Regions from separate parts of the Homo sapiens genome. Here region 1 is linked to region 2. Evidence: read pairs that join two places in POLR2A ChIA-PET (ENCODE). Cell type or tissue: GM12878. All regions are shown on one strand.

What was found. Peaks named below come from ENCODE experiments on the same cell type or tissue, not always from the same donor. Only the 100,000 strongest peaks of a DNase experiment are listed, where the experiment ranks them.
Region 1: POLR2A ChIA-PET joins it to region 2 with 5 read pairs; 2 of 35 experiments call an interaction of 5 or more read pairs at or near these places.

What each region holds. Positions count from the first base shown.
Region 1 is chr3:100,632,313-100,637,312 of GRCh38, forward strand. It overlaps ADGRG7 (adhesion G protein-coupled receptor G7), which reads left to right. Exons shown (of 16, transcript NM_032787.3): 4 at 953-1,065; 5 at 3,365-3,514; 6 at 4,990-5,000. Among named protein-coding and RNA genes, the nearest start is that of ADGRG7, 25 kb to the left of the region's middle. In GM12878, a CTCF peak has its summit at 2,700 (motif pointing left); a DNase peak (open chromatin) is centred at 2,659.
Region 2 is chr3:101,583,000-101,587,999 of GRCh38, forward strand. PCNP (PEST proteolytic signal containing nuclear protein) reads left to right here. Exons shown (of 5, transcript NM_020357.3): 3 at 2,438-2,512. Among named protein-coding and RNA genes, the nearest start is that of PCNP, 11 kb to the left of the region's middle. In GM12878, no CTCF peak of the experiment used is centred here; no DNase peak of the experiment used is centred here.

The DNA of each region.
Region 1 (5,000 bases), 950 kb before region 2:
ATTTCAGATTGAGCCTATAATTTTACAGATTTGGATTCTAACTGTTGGCAATTTTCCTTTTAGTCTTATATTAATAATTGCTTCTAATTACTCAATATTATATACCAAATGATCAAAATACTTTTCAATGATTTTTGAGTGGGGATATTTGCACTTTTAGGTAACATTGAGGAAAAGATGCATCTGACATGTGTCCACTTAAAAGTTATTTATAGCCCATAAATATGTTAGAAATTTTCATTATGTCATGGTGTAGAGGTGAAGCCATCATATAAATTAAGAGTGACTCCAACTTTGTGCTTTACATATTATTGAAGCAATCTCTAATTTCAGTGTTTCTAGTTGTTGTCCCAAGAAGGAGCTGCCCAAAGCTGGTCCTGAGGAAAAATCTACCTTTTGGTCAGCTGTCCCTCTAATTATGATTTTTTTCTATAGCAACTACTTAAGTATTAACTACAGGAAGGCAGTGAGGTAGGGAGGCTTAAGTGATAATCCTAGGAAATAAACCAAATGACCCAGCAAACATTTATTGAGGCAACTAAACATCTAATAAATATAATAGAATATAACAGAACTCTTTGCCTTTCAGCTGTTATCCAGATTTCATAAAGCAGTCAAGATCAACATATAATTCAGTATCTATTAGGAATTTTTCATATTGTTTCTAGTCTCTCAGCCTAGCATTCTCTCATCATATCCACTTCAAAGCCATTATGTACCTTATTGTTGAAAGGTAAATCTTACTTGAAGACATCAAAGGAAGGAAATAGTCAACTGGTCTTTTGAAGTCCAGATTCAAAAATCAAGATAATAAGTGGTATCTGCCTAAAAATAATAGGCAATAATTTTTAATAAATTATAACTTTTAATAAAAATTAGTTATTGCCTAAAAATAATAGGCAATAATTTTAATAAATACTTATTTTTAATAAAAAATTTCTTTGTATTAAAGCGGGCAATCCAATGGCAGTCCGGTTGTGCAGTCTCTCTCTATATGGAGAGATAGAATTACAAAAAGTGACAATAGGAAATTGCAATGAAAATCTGGAAACCCTGGAAAAGCAGGTATGCCATATGACTCACTGATGGGCAACTGGAAGAAGTTCTGATTCCGTGCAGTTTCTGTTCTTCAGATACCTGATGGTCAAATCAATTCTTTTAAAACTCTCAAATTAGTAATAACAAAAACTAGTGACTAAAGCCACTCTTATTATTTATTTATTTATTTTGAGACCTAGTTTTGCTCATGTCACCCAGGCTGCAGTGCAATGGCACCGTCTCGGCTCACTGTAACCTCTGCCTCCCAGGTTGAAGCAATCCTCCTGCATCAGCCTCCTGAGTAAGCTGGGATTACTCATACCACCGTGCCCGACTAATTTTTGTATTTTTAATAGAGATGGGGTTTCACCATGTTGGCTAGGCTGGTCTCGAACTCCTGACCACAGGTGATCCGCCTGCCTCAGCCTCCCGAAGTGCAGGGATTACAGGCGTAGTAAGTAAGCCACCACACCTGGCCGCCACTCTTATTTTTAAAAGTTGACATCAGTTTGTGAAAAAGGACTGTTGTTTCATCAAATTTCAGCAAATGATGATCAATAGCACATTAAAAATGGCTTCATCTTTGTGGAAGTTTTGACTGGATATAGATCCCTGACATTTGAGACCAAAGGAAAGCCTCTTGATGGTGTAACTGGACCAGAATGAAGAGAAAGAAACTATTATCAAAGACCCTTGGAAACAGGAAACTCCAAACCTGATGCGGGTCTCAGGGCAGTATCTATGAGCAGGTGAAATAGAAAGTACATCTAACTAGATGTTTTTTCATGCAGATTAAATTATTTTGACCAAAGTTGTACCCAAATGCACATGCATGGAAGAGCTAACACTAGGGGACAAGCAAGGGGGAGGAAGAGGAAACCAACCTTTATGTACAGCCTTTCATGTGCCTGGCATGTTGCATATGTTATCACATTTAATCCTTATAAAACTTCTGTGAGTTGAATGTTATTCCCATATTATAAATAATTATAGCCAATAACACTTACTAATTGTTGAGCACCTACTGCATGCCAAATATTGTGCCAAATATTAATGTATTTATTAGTTTATCATATTTAATTTTTATAACACCATAAATAGGTATTAATGTACACATTTTATAGATGAGGAAAATGTGGTTCTGAGAGGTGAAGCATTTTGCCTAGTGATCACAGCTAAAAAGTGATAGAGCTGTTCTTTATTTTAAAGTTCACATTGTACTACCCTGGCTCCCTAATCACAGATGGGCAGGGTAGGGGTTGGGTGGGAACAGAAGTTGGAGAGTGGATGTGGCTGCCAACCACACAAGTTGTGCCAACCCACAGATTGAGGAAAGATGCTAAATTTGGAATCTGGCAAACCAGTGTTTGGTTCTTAGCTCTGCCACTTCTAAGCTGTGTGAAACTTGGTTGAGGTCCCTAACTTCTCCTGAGGGTGAACAACTCACAAAGTTGTTTTGCTTATTAAATGTGATAACACCTGTAAACATCTAACAGAGTGCCTAGCACATAGCAGGGATCTAGCAATTGAATTAGGGTTATTTGTTTCTGTCTACTGATTGGGTATTGTTTCTGACACTTACCCAAGTGTGAATAGCCTATAACACTGGTATAATTTGTGAAATGATGCTGCCATCTAGTGAAAACCAAGACACACACACACACACACACACACACACATACACACACACGTGCGCGCGCATGGACACCCAGCTTCACCAATGACAATATGGATTGGCATGTTTTAGCCTCACAACACAGAGCCCTGGGGCTAACTGGCACCTAGAGAGGTCATCTCGGCCAGTGCCTTCCAAACTACCAGTGCTGAAAAGCCAGTTCAAAAAATTTTGAACCCATTGCACACCAATATTTTTGTGAAATAATAAAAATAAATTACTGGAAAAATGAAATAAAAAATATGTATAAAATACAAACCAAAATTTTAGAACTGTTAGATTCAACAGCAAAAAATTGCTATATACATCTCTGACCAATTGCTTTCAGTTTCTGTGCTTATCTCTCTACGACCTTTGTAACACACAGTGAACCAGCGCTGGCCCATGGATACACTCTAGTAGCCCCAATCTAGCTAAGGCAGCCCCTTATAGTTAATCAATCCTGTCAAACAGGAAAGGCTGGCAAAACCACTGGTCTGCATGTACTTTGTCCTTTACACAAGGAAGGATGCAAACGTGGAAAACTGAGTGGACATGGTGTTCAGGAGATTGAGGCTCAGCTAAATTCCAGCTTATTTACCTGCAGTTGCTTACAAAGTGTTTGGACATAATTGTGTAAAGCTAGGGTTTTTTTTCTGGTTTTTAAAACAGGTAAAGGATGTCACAGCACCACTTAATAACATTTCTTCTGAAGTCCAGATTTTAACATCTGATGCCAATAAATTAACTGCTGAGAACATCACTAGTGCTACGCGAGTGGTTGGACAGATATTCAACACTTCCAGAAATGCTTCACCTGAGGTAAAACTCACAGAGCTTTAAAAAAAATTTTTTTTTTATTTTTAGAGGGGGTGTTGGGAAAGAAAGAGAGATGTCCTGAATACCACTCCTTATTCCACAATATGGTTTGAGCATGGTTTAAGTTGCTTAAAGGCATTTTGCATAGCACTCCTGAGAGACGCTCAAAGATTAAAAAAAGGGCCTCTTGTCCAAATATTTTATTTTAGGATATTCCTAATGATCATTATTGTGTTGTCTTTTTCTTTTGAGACAGAGTCTCATTGTGTCACCCAGGCTGGAGTGCAGTGGCACGATCTTAAGTCACTACAACCTCTGCTTTCTGGATTCAGGGGTTCAAGTGATTCTCAGGTCTCAGCCTCCCAAGCAGCTGGGACTACAGGCACACACCACCACACCTGGCTATCACATTAAGTCTTTTAGGAAGTCCTGGAATGCATAAGTCTACTTCACCTTATGAATATGTTTACCAACTACATTTGACCTTACCATCCCTAGTGCATTCCAAGTAAATAGTGTTTCAAGAATTTAATTTGGAACATGTGATTTTAAACTGCAATGCATTTCTATTAAGAATATTTACATTTTAGTCTTGGCTTTCTGAAAACTTTAAGCCTAGTTTACATTCCTGATATTTTAATTTGCTAAACCCTGGTACTTGAAAACAAGTATATTCAACATTTACTAATTGGTATAGCTGGATAGTGATCAAACAGGGCTACAAACCACCAATATGGACTCACCTTGTGTATAGGTTGAATATCAGCATGCCCTGAAAATAGCTACTCCTTTCTTCCATTCCCTTTAAATGTTTTGTTTCAGAAAAAAAAAATTGAAATATTTTTCCTGCTAAAAAGTAAGTGGGATTCAAGTTAATAAAAATGGAATTGAAAGAGAAAATATTGACCTCCAAATGTAGAATTAATGGAAGGATTAACAAGTAGGCAGAAGGGCTTCAACACTCCCAAAGAGGGAAGATAAATAGTAATCAAATGCCAAAAGATCATCTCTCTGACACACTCCTGAGTTATTGATTGAAAGAAAACTACAAATAATTTTACTAAGTCTAACAGGTATACTAAGTATAACTTAGTTATGCTAAGTATTATGAGCTGTAATTTTTAACAACCAGAGTATTGCACTCTTCTTATTTTGTTTCTGCTTTTGAATCCAAGCATTTGATTTTGTGTCCTTGGAGTTTGGTGGGGAGTCTGTGAAAGATCTTGCTATGAGGTCGAATTCAGGGACTTAAACCTCCTAATTCACTACCTTAATTTATATTTTCACTTTGCCTTATCTTGATTCTCTCTGTCATCTTATGTGGATCAAAGAATAAACCTTTAATTTTGTAAAATGCTTCCCTCTACATTATCATATCAGTGATGCCACTTGCTACTACAATGATTCATGATGATAATGATGGTGATGATAATGTATGATATATGCTTCTCTGATGATCAGTATCTTCTCTTTGGCAGGCAAAGAAAGT
Region 2 (5,000 bases):
GGTACCATATAGATGGTTGGTGGGAAGAGGATGCAGAAAGTGGTGAGGCCAGGTGCAGTGGCTCATGCCTATAATTCCAGCACTTTGGGAGGCTGAGGCAGGATTGCTTGAGCTCAGTAGTTTGAGACCAGCCTGGGCAACATAGTGAGGCCTCTTCTCTACAAAAAGTAAACAAGGCTGGGCGCGGTGGCTCAGGCCTCTAAGCCCAGCACTTTGGGAGGCCAAGTCAGTGGATCTCTTGAAGCCAGGAGTTCGAGACCAGCCTGGCCAACATAGCAAAACTCCATCTCTACTGAAAAATACAAAAAATTAGCCATGGTGGCACACACCTGCAATCCCAGTTACTTGGGAGGCTGAGGCAGGAGAATCACTTGAACCCAGGAGGTGGAGGTTGTAGTGAGCTGAGATCGTGACATTGCACTCCAGCCTTGGTGACAGAGCAAGACTCTTGTCTCAAAAATAACAAATGAGCCGGGCATGGCAGGGTGTGCCTATAGTCCCACCTACTTGAGAGGCTGAGGTGGGAGGATCACTTGAGCCAGGGAGGTCGAGGCTGCAGTGAGACAAGATTGCACCACTGCACTCCATCCTGGGTGACAGAGTAAGACCTTGTCTCAAAAAAGAAAGAAAGGTCAGGAGATTTTTTTGTTTTGTTTTTTGGATTTTGAGACAGAGACTCACTCTGTCACCCAGGCTGGAGTACAAAGGTGTGATCTTGGCTCACTGCAACCTCTGCCTTCTGGGTTCAACCAATTCTCCTGCCTCAGCCTCCTGAGTAGCTGAGATTACAGGTGTGCATCACCACCATATCCAGCTAATTTTTTTTTTTTTTTTTTTTTTTTTAGTAGAGAGAGGGTTTCACCATGTTGGCCAGGCTGGTCTCGGAACTCCTGACCTCAAGTGATCCACTTGCCTTAGCCTCCCAAAGTGCTGGGATTACAAGCATGAGCCCCTGTGCCCGGCTAGGTGATGTATTTCTGACAGTAGTCCAGGCAGGTAATGCTAAGGACCTTAAGTTGGTAATGTGATAGCATGATTGAAAAGGCAGAGGGAGAATTAAGTTTACTTAATAGGTGTCTAATCAACAGGACCTTACAAGTTGAAGAAAAGATTTTCTGGTTTGAGTACTTATGAACACTGTGAAACTAAAGTACCTAGGGGAGCTCCTAAGTGGAGCTGCCCAGTAGGCAGATGATAGCCCATTTAGGGGTAGACATAGGATTAGGTAGTTAAAACTAGGAATGAATGAAATCGACCAGAGAAGGAAAAGTCATTGACAACAAAATTCTGGTTGTCTGCTAATTTAAAAAAAAATTTTTTTAGAGATGGGGGACTTGCTGTGTTGACCAGGCTGGCCTGGAACTCCTGGTCTCAAGCAGCCCTCCTGACTCAGCTTCCCAAAGTGTTGAGATTGCACATGTGAGGCACTGTGCCTGCCTGGGTATCTATATCTTCTAAATGGGGAGTAGCAGGAAAGGGACAGAACAAAAGGTGGGAGAATTGGGAGAATAACCAGTAAAAAGCATTGTTACAGAAGCCAAGGAAAGGGTGTTTTTATTTTTTATTTTTTTTATTTTTATTTTTTGAGACAGTCTCACTCTGTTACCCAGGCTGGAATGCAGTGGCGTGATCTCACCTCACTGCAACCTCTGCCTCCTGGGTTCAAGCGATTCTCCTGCCTCAGCCTCCCAAGTAACTAGGATTACAGGCACTCACCACCACACCTGGCTGATTTTTTGTGTTTTTAGTAGAGAGCACCTTGGGAGGCTGAGGCGGGTAGATCACGAGGTCAGGAGTTCAAGACCAGCCTGGCCAACATGGCGAAACCTCGTCTCTACTAAATATACAAAATAAATTCTCTGGGCATGGTGGCACACACCTGTAATCCCAGCTATTCAGGACGCCAAGTCATGAGAATCATTTGAACCCAGGAGGCATAGGCTGCAATGAGCCAAGATTATGCCGCTGCACTCCAGCCTGGGCGACAGAGCAAGACTCTGTTCTCAAAAAGAAAAACAAAAAACATAGTGAGAAGAGATGGTTTGGATTAATTATGTTTATAGGCCTAGAGGCAGAAAGCCCCTTTTATGCTTTCAAGGCACATTGTATTTAATGTTACTGTGGGAAGGTATTACTAATCATTTTCTCTTGCCTGTACCAAGTACCCCTTAGGTAAGTGATATTGTAGATCCTAACTAGAAAATCTTTTATAGGAGGGCAACAAATGGATGCCACAAGTTAGTAAAGTAAAACATACCCACTGATAATCCACATTTTTGAAAAGAGAGAATGGATTTGTCCAAAGTATTGGGTTCGTTACTATACAAATTTCTGTGGAAATATAGTTAAATCATTCAAGATAAATTATTCATATCATTAAACAAGCTTGTATAAATGTTATCTACATGATATTCTTTTTAATATGTTTCTTCTTCAGAAGCCTAAAGAAACTGTTCCAACTCTTGCTCCAAAAACTCTTTCAGTAGCAGCAGCTTTTAATGAAGATGAAGATGTAAGTTGATATCGAGTTTTGTTTTTTTACTTTAACCAGTTATTTAAGGAAGGTATTAGTGGCAAATTATAGGTTATAATAGTATTAGTGAATTTTCTTTATAATAGTTTTTGTGTCTGTGTGTGACATCCATAAAAACTGGATACTCTATTTTTGCATTTTATTTGGTTGTAAGATTATTTTAGAGTATTGTTGACTTTGGGGACAAGAAGCTTAAGGATGAAATCAGCAAATGTTTATTATGAGTAGTTTGTGCTAGGAAGTATGTAGGATCCAAAAAAAGAAAAATCTAATACTGTTGCCTTAATAATTTTTATAGTTGGGGTCTTCAGTAATGATACATTATGCATGCATTCAATTTTAAAAAGCCAACTATTGGCTAGGCGCGGTGTCTCATGCCTGTAAGCCTAGCTCTTTGGGAGGCTGAGGCAGGTGGATCACTTGAGGTCAGCGGTTCAAGACCAGCCTGGCCAATATGGTGAAACCCCATCTCTACTAAAAATACAAAAATTAGACAGGCGTGGTGGCACAGGCCTATAATCCCAGCTACTTGGGAGGGTGAGGCAGGAGAATTGCTTGAACCCAGGAGATGGAGGTTGCAGTGAGCCAAGATCATGCCACTGCACTTCAGCCTGGGCAACAGAGCTAGTCTCTGTCTCAAAAAAAAAAAAAAAAAAAAAAAAAAATGTCAACTATTGTGCTCACTTCCCATATCCCTAGGAGGGATAACAATTCAATAGTGCTGGTGATTCTGCCAGAAGTTCTACTCAAAAAGCATGTGGTCCAGAATGAGCATGAGATGCTTATCTGATAGTGTCTTTGTCCCAATTTCCTCATGCCCCTCACAATGTCGTTATCTTCCCATGTTATGAATGACCTATGGAAGTTTCAAGCATGATTCTGACTGATGTTTTTGTACTAGACTCTGACATTAAAACCTAACCCCCACTCATGATGTGACGTCATTGTGTAGCAAATAAGTGTTTCAGGATACATCAGTAGTTGTTCCCAAAAGCATATGTGGGCGTATATTCGTGTGTGTGTGTGTGTGTGTGTGTGTGAGAGAGAGAGAGAGAGAGTTTCTTGTTTCAGAGAGAGAGAGAGAGAGAGTGTGTCTTGCTTTGTTGCCTAGGCCGGAGTGCAGTAGCATAATCACAGCTCACTGTAGCCTTGACTTCCCAGGCTCAAGTGATCCTCCCACCTCAGCCCTCCAAGTAGCTGGACCACAGGCATGCCCCACCATGTTGCCCAGGCTGGTCTCAAACTCCTGGGCTCAAGTGATCCTCTGCCTTGGCCTCCCATAATGCTGGGATTACAGGTGTGAGCCACCACACAGCCATATGTTCTTAAGTGGATAAGACTTAATATGTTCAGAGGACTGGAGTGATTTGGGAAGAATATATATGAAGTAGATACTAAAACATTAGGCAGGGTTTTAGTGAATCAAGAAATAATTCTGTGGCCGCGCGCAGTGGCTCATGGCTGTAATCCCAACACTTTGGGAGGCCGAGGCGGGCGGATCACCTGAAGTCAGGAGTTCGAGACCAGCCTCAACATGGAGAAACCCCGTCTCTACTAAAAATACAATATTAGCCGGGCGTAGTGGTGCATGCGTGTAATCCCAGCTACTCAGGAGGCTGAGGGAGGAGAATTGCTTGAACCTGGGAGGCAGAGGTTACAGTGAGCCAAGATCGTGCCATTGCACTCCAGCCTGGGCAACAAGAGCAAAACTCTGTCTCAAAAAAAAAAAAAAATACTTTTGTAAGCCTAGCTATCAATTTTCAGGTCACAAGCAGTAAATACTGAGTAGCTGCATTTGACTGAACTGGAGAGTTTTGTAGAGGAATTTTGAGCAAGGGTAAATATTTAATGATTGGAGCCCAAATCAGTAAGCAGAAAATTACTGTAGTCATCAGTGTATTCTCTCTTGGACTTTCACTCATTCTATCCATTTGAGTGCTTTCTATATGTTAGCCACTGCGATGTTATAAAGATAAATCAGAAACGTTCACCTAGGAACTCAGCCTAGCAGGGCAGACTTAAATGTAAAACAGTACAAGATAAAAATCGAAAGTATCTGAATAAATGATACTGTGGAAATTGAGAGAAGGAGTAAAGGCCAGATACTAGATGCAGCAGCATGTAAAAGACCACTGGACTGGCAGTTGGAAGACCTGAATTAAGTTTGAGAAGCACTAACTTAAATAATATTTGAAGTTTCTTGGCATCTCTAACATTCTTAAGAAATCAGGTACCATTTGATTCAGCCTATTCAGATATGTACAGACTGTAGGAGGGAAGAACGATACAGGATGCAGGGAATACGTGCAAAAGTGCAGAGGTTGGAAATTGTAAGCACCTACATTACAACAATGGCTTACTTTGAATGCCTAACGATTTGGATATCTTTTCACATTATTTTACCCTTAATTTGTGAGTTGTGTGATATGTTTATTCATATTTTGAAAATGGAGAAATTGACTGGGCA